Regions from separate parts of the Homo sapiens genome. Here region 1 is linked to region 2. The links are chromatin loops, found by intact Hi-C in ENCODE. Cell type or tissue: heart right ventricle. All regions are shown on one strand.

Evidence for each region. Hi-C counts contacts between places; a loop is a spot of excess contacts. Peaks named below come from ENCODE experiments on the same cell type or tissue, not always from the same donor. Only the 100,000 strongest peaks of a DNase experiment are listed, where the experiment ranks them.
Region 1: a loop joins it to region 2, with 8 times the contacts of the local background. A loop is called at or near these places in 93 of 110 quality-filtered maps.

What each region holds. Positions count from the first base shown.
Region 1 is chr10:91,002,878-91,010,877 of GRCh38, reverse strand. The region is part of intron 1 of LOC124902479 (a long non-coding RNA gene); the gene reads left to right. Among named protein-coding and RNA genes, the nearest start is that of LINC00502, 39 kb to the left of the region's middle. In heart right ventricle, a CTCF peak has its summit at 4,435 (motif pointing left); a DNase peak (open chromatin) is centred at 4,397; H3K27ac peaks cover 966 bases.
Region 2 is chr10:91,246,926-91,254,925 of GRCh38, reverse strand. PCGF5 (polycomb group ring finger 5) reads right to left here. Exons shown (of 10, transcript NM_032373.5): 4 at 6,366-6,421; 5 at 6,202-6,261; 6 at 3,486-3,634. Among named protein-coding and RNA genes, the nearest start is that of PCGF5, 30 kb to the right of the region's middle. RefSeq lists a silencer at 6,915-7,097. In heart right ventricle, CTCF peaks have their summits at 3,075 and 3,279 (motif pointing right); a DNase peak (open chromatin) is centred at 3,285; H3K27ac peaks cover 1,290 bases.

The sequences.
Region 1 (8,000 bases), 240 kb after region 2:
TACACCCTACTGCCTGTCCATGGGTACCATTTTATCCTCATTCACAAATGAGTGGAAACTGAGGCTTTGGACAGTTAAGTTACCTTGGCCAGAGCCCCAGAGCTGGGAAATGGTATAGCTGGCCTTCTGGGTCTAACTCCAGAGCCTCCGCTCTGCCCATGTATTATTCCACAGCCATGAATTCCCTGCAAGGAGTGCCTGGAATGGAAAGGGGGTGAATTCTCCTGGCTAATTACTCGGATATATTCATCATCCTGGTTGAGTAGATATTTGCAAAGCTATTTTATTAGATATAACTGAAAATATTGCCTCATAGATTCCCCCAACCCCACCCCAGAAAGATAACAGATATAATGCAAATAATGACATTGCAAATTACCACTGGGGTTGTCTAGACCCTTCTTCCAAAGGCCACCATCAATACATTCTGGATTCCTTTTTGGGAACTGACTTCCAAGCAACGTGCTCACATGTTGAAGATTCTCAGCATGGAAAGATTCCCCTTTCTTCTACTTCCTTTTTTATAAATCCTGGATTTATTAAGCACATCCTGTGTGACAGGCCTTGTGTTAATTGATGAGGATTCAGCAGCAAATAAAATGGACACGGCCTGCTTTCACTGTGTTTTCAGCCTATCAGGGAGGAAAGACATTATAGGAATATTAACAATAATATGTTTTGATGGAGTAATACAGGGAGCTCCGGGATCATAGAGCTGGGAGATTTAATTCAGTCTGGGGCAGTGGTACCCAAAGTGTGGCCTGCAGACCAGCACTATTGAGAATACCTTGGAGGCTGTTTAAATGCAAATTCTTGGGCCCCATCCCAGACCTACTAAATCACAATTTGGTGAAGGGGACAGAGATGGGAAGAGGGAATTTATAGTTGAAAAAGCTCTCCAGGTGATTCTCATGCATACTGAAGTGTGAGAAGCCCTGCCACCCGGGTCTGCATGGTCTAAATAGGGAAGTAACATTTACTCAGTCTGGAAGGGTGAGTAGGTCAGATGCAGGAAGGTGAGAGAAGGCTGTTCTAGCCTGAAGGGAAAGTCTGTGCCAAGATCAGGAAGTCCAAGAAAACCAGATCCATGGGAGGAGCTGGTGGTATGTGGGGAACACAGGGGTTAGAGATGAGGAGCCATAGAAGGAAAAAAGAGAAACAGAAGGTGGGAGAATGGGATCCTATGAGCTCTCATAAAAAATAAGGTGAGGAAGGAATAGTAAGATGAAGTGTAAGTGACCAAACTTACACTAATCTTATAATAACCCAGCTGTAAAAGCAACATCATAATTTAGAGAGAGTCAACATCTCTGAGGCTACTCTTAAGAGAATTAAGGACTCCATGAACATTTGCTGTTGAGCTGTGTGTGGGAAGAACTGCCAATCAGTCCTCACTCCCTTTCCCTTTCCCACAGAAGCAGACACTCTGAACCTAAATTAAACCAGTTTGAGTTAAATGAGTTCTTCCTGGTCTTTCTAGGGAGCATTTGTTAATGGGTTGCCCCAGGTGGAACCAGAGGGCTTAGTTGTCTTGCCAGGGAGAAAACAGGTGTCTCTCAATGTGAATTCAGACCACACTCTCCCTGAGACAGTCCATGTGCCTAATTTAGCAGGTCCGTGACTAAAAGGGCTGCTATGCCTGCAGCTTGAAATTAAATGGAATTGTGGCCCAAAGGAGCCACATCTATCCATGGTGATGGTATTAAAAAACAAAACAAAACAAAAAGATTTGGGTGGCAATGGGCATTTCTGATCACCCAGCAGCGCTATTTCAGACTGAAAGCAAACTTGAGGCCTTGCATGGGGAAGAAGGATGAATCCAAAGAATAAGACTTCTCCATGTAGGTAAGAATGGGGAGTCCAGGTGCTGTGGCTTTCGCCTGTAATCCCAGCACTTTGGGAGGCCAAGGTAGGAGAATGAGGAGTTCGAATTCAGCCTGGGCAGCATAGCGAGACCTTGGCTCTACGAAAAAATTAAAAAATTAGCTCAGCATGGTGGCAAGTACCTGTAGTCCCAGCTATGTGGGAGGCTGAGGCAGGAGCATTGCTTTAGCCTGGGAGAGCAAGGCTGCAGTGAGCTATAATTGTGTCACTCCACTCCAGCCTGGGCAACAGAGTGAGAGCCTGTCTTGAAAAAAAAAAAAAAAAGAAAAGAAAAAGAAAGAAAGAAAAAGAAAAGAAAAAAAAAGGGTGGGGAGGTGGACAAAAATTTAGACAATACTTAAGGTGATTGGGGAGGGGGCTCAAAGTAAACCAAGTCAGGAGTGGGAGAGAACCAGGGAGAGGAACTCACTGAGGAGAGGAGTCTAAGTTTTCAGGTACCCATACTGTGAAAACTCAAGAAAGTTAAAAGTAAGTGAGACCTCTAGCCTTACGGAATGGCATGGTCAATGTCAGAAGAGAATTGGAATGAAGGTGGGGGTCCTTACCTATAATTCCCTCTGACATTGACTTACTGTTCTGTGCTTTCATGTGTCCATGTCTACAAAGCCTAGTGTGGAGAGTGAAAAGGCAGAAAAATGGAGCACTGCCCACCTGTATCCTTATTTGATACAGAGGAGAAGTTGCACATCTTTGCGTGTCTGCACCCAGTGGATTCTGAGTGACCAACCAGTACCTTTGGAAAATAGATCCCTGGCAGATGTGGTAGAAGGAGTATTCCCGGAGGGTAAACTCTGGCTAAAAGTGTAAAACCAAACCCTTTTCTTACCCCATAGTTTGGACAAAATGCCCTCTGAAAGACAATAGGGGAGGCTGGACATTGGGGTAACAACTGATTGCCTTGCTGTTGCCTTGCCTCTCTAAGGAGAGGACACTTGGCACTCCAGGCCTTTGCAGATGCACATCTGAAAGTACAGAACACATGATCCCAGAGATCTGGGGCTTGCATAGCCACCTCCTCCTCAGTGGTCATTGACTATCCAGTTGGTCAGCACTCCTCACTGAGCTCTCAATATACCCAGAGCAGGAGGGCATCTAGACTCTGTGAAGATACAAAAGATAAAAAACAAGAAGACTTAGCTTCTTGGAGGAACCTGTGCACAGGGCCTAGTGGTTTGTGGGTGTTTTGTTTTTAATCAGTGACTTTTCCAGTGACAGTTTCCTTGATATATTTCAGAATCTGCTCATTTTGTACTGTTCTTCCCATCCCCCACAAGGAAGGAACAGATTCTTTACCCCCAAGTAGGGTTGCCAGATAAAATCCTGGACATACCATTAAATTTGAATTTTGAATAAATATCAAATAATTTTTTCATATAAGCGCGTCCCAAATATTGCAGAAAAATCAAATTACAGAGTGTCCTGTATTTTCATTTGTTAAACCCTACTCCCAAGGGATGCCTGTTTCTATTCTTGTGAGTGGTTCATTTTGGTTCTTTCTCTTAGGTTGAGATTAACTGGTGATCACTGGTTTTATTACATATGAAAACTTTCGGCACGGTCTTTACCGAAATGGAGGAAAAAAAGTGATTCTTTCTTAAGTTCTTTGGTTAGACTATTCAATAGGCACATTTTTTGTTCTTATCTAATATGGCAGTCTAGTAAGAAAATTGAGGAAAAATGCAGGATTACTAGCTCCCCATGAACCCCTTTCCTCCCTCTGCCCAAGTCTTAACTATACAGCATCACGATGTAAATGGAGGTAGACAAGGAGAGCACAGATGACACCAAAGCAATGCAATCTGAAACTATCAAAAGTTCCACTTCTCACACCACAAACTCCTTTGTTGGTTAGTTGTGAGTGGGTATTTATAGAACTAGCACTGTACTTTCATTTTGAGACAGCAGCTTGCTTTTAGCCTGAGCAATAATTAGATAAATTATTCCCTTCACTTCAGATTATTAGTGACTAAAACTCTGCCTAGAGATTTTTGAAACTTTGATCAGCATAAACTGGAAAAACAGTCACTTAAATGCTGCAAGTGATTTTCCATCTTGTAGGAGGTAGAGATATCAATAATCCTGCCAGGGTAGAGTCTCTCTTTATCAGACCCACCAGCCAGGTATCTTTTCACAAATGTAAAGCAAGTACCTACCCATTGCTTCTTGCTGGAAAAACAAAAAGAGGAAAGTATCAAGTTACCATCAAATGGGATGTTGTTCAGACTAGAAGCTCATTGTTCTGTTTGGAAATACAAACTGTGTGTTTGCTAGAGTCAGAGCTGCTTCTCTGCATACTTTTTTGGTCCTGGGGCTTGCTTTTTTGGGTCCAAGCTGAAGAATTGGATATAGAAAAGAGAAGAAAAGCATGAGATCCAAATCTCATGCTAAAGGAACTGGATGGAGTTTGGCACAGCTTAGCTCAGACTGGACCACTGCTGTCACATGCACGTTGTTATTTGAGACTGAATTACACAGAATGCACTGATGTTGGACTCTGATATGCAGTGATGTAATTGTCATGTTGAGGCCTACAGGGCAAGGCCACCCCCTAGTGGTAGGGGTTGGGATTGCTTCTTATGGAAGAAAAAATTACCACTGAATCATTCCAAGAAAAACCAATTATATCATGATTAGGTTAAACCTTAAATAGCAGTGGCTGAAATACACAAGGGTGTGCTTCTCTTTCTAAAAGGACATCTAGAAGTAGGCATTCGGAGCTATTCAGGTAGATCCTTGTTTCCCAAGGACTCAGGATTCCTTCTTCCTGCTTCATTAGCCTCAATGAATGGCTTGTTCTCAGGGTCACAGGATGGCTGCTGGAGCTCCAGCCATCATATCCACATTGAAGCCTAGAAGGAAGAAAGATGAAAGAGGAAAAATTAATAGCATGTGTGAGTGTATGTGTATTGGAGTGAGACCTCCTCACTGATTCTCCCTTTAAATAGCTTTTCTGACATTCCCCCAAACACTTCCACAGCTGGCTGAGGAATTGAGAAATGAAGCCTGTTATCTGGGCACTTTACCCTCCTAAGTAAATCAGGGTGCTTTTTACTAAGAAAGCGGGGGAATGAATGCCAGGCAGCAGTAGTAGTTTCTACCTCTCTGGGAAGCCAGCCTGAAACTAGAGGGACAGAGAAGTCTTTTCTCTCTCAAAGCCATTTGACAGCTGGGCCCAAACTTTCTGGTGGCAGACATGTGCTGGACTCTCATGTGGAGCTGGACCTGCTACTGAGAATGGCTCTGGTAGGTGTGTTTCAGGTAGCTGCTTTGCCAAAAGTTGAAATTACCTTTGAGGCTGAGCTTTCCTTCCATTATCCATAAGCCTTTGAAGAAGTTTTGTTAATTGTCTGGTGGTGATATGGTTCGGCTGTGTCCCCATGCAAATCTCTATCTTGAATTATAGCTCCCATAATCCCCACATGTTGTGAGAGGAACTAGGTGGGAGGTAATTGAATCATGGGGGTGAGTTTTCTCGTGCTGTTCTCATGATAGTGAATAAGTCTCATAAGATCTGATGGTTTTACAAAGGGGAGTTCCCCTGCACATGCTCTCTTGCCTGCTGCCATGTCAGACGTGACTTTGCTCCTCATTCAACTTCTGCCATGATTGTGAGGCCTCCCCAGCCATGTGGGACTGTGAGTCCATTAAACCTCCTTTTCTTTATAAATTACCCAGTCTTGGGTATTTTATTAGCAGTGTGAGAACAGACTAATACAATAAATTGGTGCTGCAGAAAGTGGGGAGCTGCTGTAAAGATACCCAAAAATGTGGAAGCAACTTTGGAACTGGGTAATGGGCAGAGGTTGGAACAGTTGGGGCTCAGAAGAAGGTAGAAAAATGTGGGAATGTTTGGAATTTCCTAGAGACTTGGAGGGCTCAGAAGATAGGAAGATGTGGGAAAGTTTGGAACTTCCTAGGGACTTGTTGAATGGCTTTGACCAAAATGCTGACAGTGATAGGGACAATAAAGTCTGGGCTGAGGTGGTCTCAGATGGAGATGAGGAGCTTGTTGGGAACTGGAGTAAAGGTCGTTCTTGCTATGCAAAGAGACTGGTGGCATTTTGCCCCTGCCCTAGAGATCTGTGGAACTTTGAACTTCAGAGAGATAACGTGGGGTATCTGGTGGAAGAAATTTCTAAGCAACAAAGCATTCAAGAGGTGGCAGGGCATAAAAGTTCGAAAATTTTGCAGCCTGATGATGCAGTAGAAAAGAAAAAACCATTTTCTAGGGAGAAATTCAAGCTAGCTACAGAAATTTGCAGAAGTAACAAGGAGCCAAATGCTATTCGCTAAGACAGGGGAAAATGTATCCAGGGCATGTCAGAGAACTTCATGGCAGCCCCTCCCATCACAGGCCTGGAGGCCTAATCAGAAAAAATGGTTTTGTGGGCTGGGCCCAGGGCCCTTCTGCTGTGTGCAGTCAAGGGTCTTGGTGCTCTGTGTCCTAGCTGCTCCAGCCATGGCTGAAAGAGGCCAAGGTACAGCTCGGGCCATGGCTTCAAAGGGTGCAAGCCCCAAGCCTTGGCAGCTTTCATGTGGAGCTTGTCCTGTGGGTGTGCAAATGACAAGAGTTGAGGTTTGGGAACCTCTGCCTAGATTTCAGAGGATGTATAGAAACACCTGGATGTCCAGGCAGAGGTGTGCTACAGGGGCAGAGCCCTGATGGAGAACCTCTGCTAGGGCAGTGCAGAAGGGAAATGTGGGGTTGGAGCCCCCACCCAGAGTCCCCACTGGGGCACTGCCTAGTGGAGCTATGAGAAGAGGACCACTGTCCTCCAGACCCTAGAATGGCGGATCCACTGACAGCTTACACTGTGAGCCTGGAAAAGCTATAGACACTCAATGCTAGCTCATAAAAGCAGCCAGGAGCGGGGCTGTACCCTGCAAAGCCACAGGAACAGAGCTGCCCAAGATCATGGGAGCCCACCTCTTTCATCAGCGTGACCTGGATGTGAGACATGAAGTCAAAGGAGATAATTTCCGAGATTTAAGATTTGGCTGCCCCACTGGATTTTGGACTTGCATGGGGCCTATAGCCCCTTTGTTTTTGTCAATTTCTCCCATTTGGAATGGGGGTATTTACCCAATGCCTGTACCCCATTGTATCTAGGAAGTAACTAACTTGCTTTTGATTTTACAGGCTCGTAGGCAGAAGGGATTTGCCTTTTCTTAGATGAGACTTTGGACTGTGGACTTTTGAGTTAATGGTGACATGAGTTAAGACTTTGGAAGACTATTGGGAAGGCATGGTTGGTTTTGAAATGTGAGCACATGAGATTTTGGAGGAGCCAGGGGTGGAATGATATGGTTTGGCTGTCTCCCCACCAAAATCTCATCTTGAATTGTAGCTCCTATAATCCCCACATGTTGTAGGAGGAACCTGGTGGGAAGTAATTGAATCATGGGGGCGGATTTTCCTGTGCTGTTCTCATGGTAGTGAATAAGTCTTATGAGATCTGATGGTTTTATAAAGGGCAATTCCCCTGCACACACACTTTTGACTGCCATCATATAAGATGTGCCTTTGCTCCTCCATCACCTTCTGCCATGATTGTGAGGCCTCCCCAGCCATGTGAAACTGTGAGTCCATTAAATCTCTTTTTCTTTATACATTACCCAGTCTTGGGTATGTCTTTATTAGCAATGTGAGAACAGACTAATACAGTGGAGCTCTGGAAAGTTGATGTAGGGGGTAGGTAAGCATGTCTGGAACTCAGTGTAGGAGGGCTATGTCTCCTTCCCCAAAGCTAGAAGGGTGGCATCTGTTGCCTAACAGAGATTGGCCAGGGAGAGTTGCTGGAGGTTATCAGAGCTCCCTGGGGTGTTTGGCTGAGGCAGTGGCTTGGCAGCTTGAGGAGGGGCCCTGAGCAAAAACACGTGAGCAGGTCAGACATGTTTCCAAACACACTTAGGATGAGCAACCTGGTTTGCTTTGGACTGAGAGGTTCTTGGACCCCAGAACATTCAGTGGTAAAACCAGGAAAGTCCTGGACAAGCTGGGATGAGTTGGTCGTCTTAATAATACACATAAGAAAGCATCTTATAGGGATCTTTAGAATTGCCTTAGGGGCCAAGGACTAAGTGCCTGCCATGTGGCAGCTGGCAGCTCAGAGTCA
Region 2 (8,000 bases):
AATGCCACAAAGCTCACCCTTTATACTGATAGTTAGTCATCTTCTTGATAAAATGCTCTATATGCATCTATAAGCCTTTGTTTAATATCAGATCTCTGAAAAAGCTGACACTGAACATTTTTGCCAGTATTTTTATACTTTCATGGAAAAGTGAATTTTCAGAGATACTTACTCTACTCTTTTTATTGACATCCCACTCTTGACTTTGACTTCTGTATTATAAAAGCAGTAGATATTCTGTATAAACTATACATGCAACTACTGCCCCACCACATTTGTGAATCACATCCTACTGCAGAGGAATGAGATGGCTGAGAAGGCTATAAAGCAATACAGACATTGTGTCTCTGCCACTAAGGGATTTACAGTCTAGTATCAAGGACAACACACATATAAAAAAAAGATAGTATCAGTGCCTAGAACTCTTAGGCACATCCTTAATAGATAACAAACTAATCCCTAATTGACAGATAAATATAAGTACTACAGAATTTCAGAAAAGGGATTCACTAGGTTGGGAAAAGCGTCACAAAAAATAAAAATCTCTGGGTCTTGACAGAAGCATAGGATGGTGGAAGAGGAAAGAACACGCCAAAAAGGAAGGGTTGTTCAAAGTTTTAGAGGTCTTAAGTATTCATAACACAAGCTTTTATATAATCTAGATACAGATCTTTTGTCAGATATATGGTTTCCAACACACACACACACACACACACACACACGAGGTGGAGGGGAAGAGACAGAGAGAGAGAACGAACACATACATAAAGGAATAATCACTTGTTTTGAAAGGACGATTTACTAATGGGTTTAATGGGAGATAAACTTATTAAAAGAGGTGCTTGTTAGGGAAGGGCCTTGAATACTAATGTAAGGAGTTATGACTTAATTGTACAGGCCAAAAGGTGGCAAACTTTTGGCCTGTACAATGACCATGTCCTCAGGCCAAATCTGGCTGGCCATCAATTTCTGTAAGTAATGTTTTATTGAAACACAACCAAGCCCATTCATTTACTATTGTCTGTGCTGCTTTAGTGCTATAATGAATAAGTTGAGTAAATTGCAACAGAGACCATATGGCCTACAGAGCCTAAAATACTTACCATCTGACCCTGAGATTGGTCATGGCCCTCACTCTGGGCCTTACACACACTCAGGCAAGTGGCCCTAGCCCTGGATAACAAAAGAAAAATTAAGGGTACAGAAAACACTTAATAACTACTTAAAAAATGTAGATATAAGGGTGAGCAGCACTAAACTGGGGGAATTTTGCAGGACTTAGTGACTGGTTGAAAGAAAAGAGTAACAGATCAAAGATGACGCGAAGCTTTTGAACTTATTTGATTGGCTGAAAGACAGCAGTCATAACTAAAACTGCATGTTTGGACCAAAGTTAGATGAAAGTATAATGAATTAGACAACTTAGACAAGTCAAGTTTCCGGTGTTAGTGAAACTCTCAACTGGTCTATTTAAAAATAGAGACATAACACTTCAGCTTGGGAAACAAAGCAGGGCTGGAAATGAGGACTTAAAAGTCCTTTGCATAAAGAAGAGAACAACAGACATGAGGCCCTACTTGAAGGTGGAATGGTAGGGGGCGAGACAGGATTGAAAAACTACCTATTGACTATTATGCCTATTACCTGGGTGACAAAATAACCTTACGCCAAACCTGTGACACACAATTTACTTATGTAAGAAACCTGCACATGTCCTCCTGAACCTAAAATAAAAGTTAAAAAATCCTTTGCGTAGTTGAAGCCACACAGAAAATGGAGAAGATCTCCTAAAATAGATACAGAGAAAGTATTAGGACATACTTACATATATCAAGTAGAAGGCAAGAAGTAGAGGCAGTGGAGACAAAGCAGGAATGCCACAGGAAAAAAAGGAAGAATCAGGGTAGCTTAGTAAAAGTCATTTATAAACTAAGAATGAAGGTACAAGGATGAAGAAAAGTCCATAAAGGAAAAAGTGAATGGATAAAAGGTCAACTAGAATAGCAAAGTGTCAAAGATGTCAAAAAGGAGAACAACAAGCAGGGGTGGTTAATTTTTCAAATAAATTTCTAAAATTCAATCTTTTATACTTTCATATGAGAAATCATGCAGAGAAGTGGACTTTACGTTTGTTTATGAGAAGATATTCAGCCTTTCCATTGATTTAACTTTCAGTATGAGCTAACTCATGTATTGGAGAGCTAAAGGATGACCATGAACTCTATGAAAAAGAACTTCCCAAAAAGGGGGATGACTTTTGGGAAAGACCATAAGAAACAACTGAAAATACTGTAAGGATAAATAGGTACAGTGGTCATTTCTCTAAAGATAGATGCACTTTATTACATGCCCTGTCCAATAAATTCCCCTTAACAAAATCAATTACCTTAACTATTTGTATGTATAAGACCTAACCAAGTTCCTTGAGTGAAAGATGTTTTTTCTTACTACTTACATCTTCACTGTCTACTGTTCACATAGTGGATAAATATTCACTGAATTACTGTGCTCATATATGTTGTTATAAGATGCCAGGAAAACTTAATCTGAAGTGAAAAATTGTTTTTCACTTCCTAATAGGAAAATGCCATTAAACGTATTAGTAAAAAATTCAACCCACTAGCCTATAGATGTACACAGAGGAAGTAAAAGAAAATTAGAGACAATGAATATAGGCATTTGAATAAAACACAGAATACAGAGAGATAAACAATATTCTCAGTGGCTGACATTTGCTAGGATAAAGTGACAAAAATCTAACAGCTGAAGTAGTGAAGATTTGTAATAAAAATAAAAGCTGCTTGTAATAAAAAGGTAGAAAACATTATTAAAGTAACACCATTTAAAGACCAAAGAAAATCTATAAAAGCAGAGTGTTTTAAACTTCCTATAAAGATCCTCTAAGGAAAGATTCAATTAGCAGAGGCAGAGGAAAACAGTACCAGAAATGGAGATTCTATAGGAAATAACTGAGGGCCTTCAAGGAGTTTAAAAGTTCAGAGGCATTTTACAACATCTAATTTTACTTCAAAACTAATTGATTAAATTATTCACAAAATATGTTAGCTCTGACATGGAAATCTTGTTGAGTTGCAAATAAAAATAGAGAAATAAAGGATAAAATTAGAAGAGAATGAATAAAAGGGCTAGAACTACCAGTGACATGAAATTCTCTAAGTCTAAGTTGGTCACCACTCTAAAAAACAGAAACCATGCATATGAATTTCCAGCAAAGGTATAAAAGGAGAAACAGAGGTGTGATTCTGGGCATTAGCCACTAGATGGTGGCATTGGCCCAAGACAGTTCAGTTGTGGGAATAGTAACCATTTCTAAGCATAGGATTGTCAAAGAATGGCATTTTATTTAATTATGTTAATTAAAACTTTGAAAGCAAACATTTTGAAGCATTAGAAAATTTGTCAACAAATTATCAAGGGTTTACTATAAACTGATCATAAAAATACCATAGTACTTGTTCACTCACCTTTACTACATTGTCCCCTGATTGCCCATTATTTCGTAAACAATCTAGACAGATAGCAATTTGTGGGTCACTTCTGTGATAATCTTTATCATCTTCATTTTCATCACCTTCTTCATCTACTTTCGGTTTGTCAGCTTTTGAAGTATCATCTGTATAATTTAAACAAAACTAAGTTAGCTATAAATCAAAGTTGATTTTAAAGTTAAGCAATCATACATTGATAATCAAAACAAAAATCAACTTTAAAAAATTTCCTAACAGTTTTTGAAGAAGAACTTAGTATCTTTAAAATGTTCCAACCAACTCAGCAATGGAAATATTTTGTAAAAAAAAAAAAAAAAAATTGGAAACTTATTAACATAGCTTAAGATTTCTAGGCTCATTGGGACATCCAAATGAAAGATTCAGGACTAGCTGTATTTAGCCAAAAAAATGATTACAATTAGTAATTAGACTATGTTAGAAAGTGGACAGAATATATAAAAATACTTCCAAATTATTTATAGGTGTATATATAAATTATACTCGTTTATAAATAAGTATATATTCAAATTAAAACCAAATACTTTTCAAATGATAAAATTAAGTTCTCAAAATTTCAAATTACTATTCATAAAATCAGCCAGTGAAAAAAAACGAGTATAATGAATTAGCTTTTTAACATGTATATAGCTATTAATACATAACATGTTACAACTCCATTAAAGATATCTCAATGGCATACTTTATATTATATACAAATGTATTTCACCTATTACAAACCTGTAGCCTATAAATAATGCAGCTATATTTATCATTCATCTGTTGAGTAGTTCTAACTATATGTTGGATACACATCATACAAGGCCTGAGGGAACAATACTGAAACTAGAGCTATCATCCTCTCTCTCACAGTGGTCAGGGTATGGAATCAAATAAAGGCAAGCTAAAAAAAAAAAAAAAAGAAAAAACCAGACAAATACAGGATGTGAGAGGTAAAATGGACTATGCATGCACATATAAAAGAGACAATAAACCCAAACTTTGGGAGTGAAGCAGGGACGATTTCCAGATGAGATACCTCTAAGCTAACACTTGAAAAAATCAGCCAGCTAAACATTACTTGTAGAAAAGCTTCCCTGCAAAGTGACTGGCCAGATCCTTTTTGATGACTGTAGTAAAAGCACTACAGGTATACCATAGAGCGGGGAGGTGGGTTCTCTTTTTTCTACATGTTTTCTTCTCCTTATTTATAGAGAATATACATAGATAGGAGTTGCCTTCTATGAACCAAACTCCTAGCTCCAACAAAAAATCTGAATTCTCCACCCAAGCTAAAGACCAAATACCAGAAATACTTTAAAATGGGAGAAACAATAGGAAAAGGGAGATAAAATTCACAAAGTAGGCTACAGCCCTTCACAAGTTAAACTGTGATACGTAGAACCATAGAGTAAACCTACCACGTAACTTCTGATGACAATCCCTCAGGCTCCTGTCCTCTTGAATAGGCAGTCAAAAACTGGAATATTTAATTAGCCTTATCTTATCTGTATTTTTACTAGAGCACTACTACTATAATTGGTTGTTATTGTTTAATTGCAGTGTACACGTGGGTAAAACAAGCCCTAGTTATTTTTTTGGCCAGGCTTAGCTTCTTTGCCATTTTTTTGTTGTTGTTGTTACAGATAAAAAATAGTCTCTTGTTACCTTATTCTAGCATCAAAACTATTCTCAAACTTCCCCTGCTCTAACAGCCTTGCACAGTTAAGTTGAACGAATAAAATGATAATCTCCATTTTACAGATTAAAAAAGGGAGATCTCATCCACCTTAATCATGTATAATTGACAATCCTATGATCTTATGGGAAAACCAAGATTGGGAGGCTGAACTTACAAGTGACCCTATAAGAACACACACACATTCTTGAATAACTTTAAATGATATTTAGGACATCCTAAATTAAATCTCATATTTAAAAAAATGGGAGCGATACTAGTTTCTTATAATTTTAATATCCCTTTGTGTAGATTTTATACATATATATATATATATATATATATATATATATATATATATATATATATACACTAAAAGCCTTTTATCTGCTCAGTAATGTTTGCCCCTTTGCTGAAATTATTATTAAAAATTACTAATTGCTGAGTCTTTTGGGACCCAGAGGAGAAATCTGGGTGATGGAGAAAATTCCCATAAGCACCCAGAAATACTTTCTAAATTTCCATGATGTATAAGTTTGTATCACCTGAGCTCTACTTATAAAAACTTCATTCCAGAATATCAGAGCATAGTAAAATCTCCTGATCTGGCTCTCAGCCACATCTCAGCTCCCTCTCCTTTAGAGGCAAACATACAAAATAAAACAAAAAACTCTTCACTGTTTAGTTGCAAGCTGTGGCTATTTCTTACTTCAGCTTCCTTTAGCTCCCTAGAAATTACCACTATAAACACCTAGCCAATCTTCTCTTTTATCTCCCTTTTCTCTTCCCAAAGTCCAATTTCCTCTATTTCCAATTACCCTCACTAAAGTGACTTCAGATTTACACTCATTTATATAAAATCTCATATAGAGAAAAAGGTTCGTAATGTAAATAAAAGGGTGCATGAATTTTGTGCAGGAAAAATGTGAGCCTGAAGAGACATATTAGTTCACCTAAACTATGAAAAGCTGACCAGTTTAAGAGGTGCTGTCAGAAACAGACATAAGAAAAAGTCACCTTGTCCATTTTCTTGAGGCTTATTTTTCTTCCAAAATTCAGATTCACGCTCAAGTTCTTCTAATTTAAAAGAAAGAGTATAAAAGTAAAAGTCATGAAATCTTTAATAGAAGTGTTGATTTCATAAAACACAAAAGTCTGCAAGAACCTAAAGAGCCACTTACGTTCTCGTAGTCCAGGGACCAGCTTAAATATAATTTCCTCTAATGTATTGTCCAACCTTCGAAAGGGGGGAGAAAGAAAATACTAACAATGAAGACACCAAGATCTGACATGTAAATAGTCTGAGATGTATAATCTTATACATGTTACAAAATACATACACAATTTTAGCACATCTACTATACCATACTCTTCTGTCCATGGAACACACTTATTTACAGCCTTCCCCAGTAGTAGACTGATAACAAAAATGGTCCCAGTCCCCAGCTCTCTCTATATCCAGACTCTTGAGCATGACTTTGAAACTCCTCCCTTGACTAAGGATGGAGTTTATTCCCCTGCCTTGGAAATACGGTCTGGCTTTAAAACTTGTTGAGGCCAGCAGAATGTGGCACAAGTGACTGCTTGGTTCTAAGCCTAAGCCTTAAGAGGCATCAAATGCTTTTGTCTCTATTTCTCTCTCTCAGAATCCTGCTACCATGAGAACAAGGCTGGAGGATGAGAGACCACGTAGAAGAGAGCCAAGCTGCCCTGCTAAGGCCATTTTAGACTAGTCCACAGACAGCCCATCCCCCAAGATCAGCACAGCAGATTACCCAATGCACAGCTAACTGCAGTTGCATGAGTGAGCCCAGCCAAGACCAGATGAACCACCCAGCTAACTCAGGGAACCAGGAGGAATAATAAATGCTTGCTTTTTCAAGCATCAATTTAGGGGTTGTCTGTTATGCAGCAACAGCTGATATGCCCATTCTCAAAATCTCTACCACAGCTCTGGCTCTTTCCTCTAAAGGAAATAATCTCCATTCCTCTCTTCTGAGAAATTTAGACCACTTTATTGTTCTACCTTCTGAAATGAAAACTTTAAATGTTTATCTTGACATTTTTCTCATTTTCTTTCCTGCCATATAACTCATCTTTTTCATGGCCTTTTGTCTTCAATCCCATTCTCTTGCCCCCACAACACCCCCTTCCTGCCTCATCTCCTTCATCCTGCTCAACAACATTACTCTTCTACAAGACTACAAACACATAGAGGTTTCTCACATCTTAAAAAAAACCCCAAAACCTTTCTCAACTCATTAACTCTTTTCAAACTATTATTCTGTTTCTCAATCTTTCCTTCTAACTGGAAAAAAATGTGAAAATAAAACCTACATTATTTCTGTCACATACTCTGTTTTGCTTCTTTTACTCTACTGAATTCTCAAAATCATCTATAACTTCCATATTGAATAGGTTTAAAATTTTTAGAATTAAAATTTAAACTTAAAAATTATTTTTTAAGTTTATATTTCTTCTATATTGCTCTGCAGCAGTTTGACAGTGTTGTCTAACACTGCCTGCCTCCCTGAAAATTTCCTTTGTTTTTTTTAATGTTCAAGTCTGTTCTTTCTTTATTACTAAGCATTTTTCTTTTTCCCAGCTACTTTTAAATCTGATATTCTCCCTTGCTTTGTACTCTGAACTCTTTGACCTTTTCTGTCTTCCTTGTGGATTTCATCTGCTTTTGTGGCTTCAAAACTAACATATAGGCAGATTATCTATCTATCTATCTATCTATCTATCTATCTATCTATCTATCTATCTATCTATCCATCTATCCATCTATCTATCTGCCTGACTATATATCACAT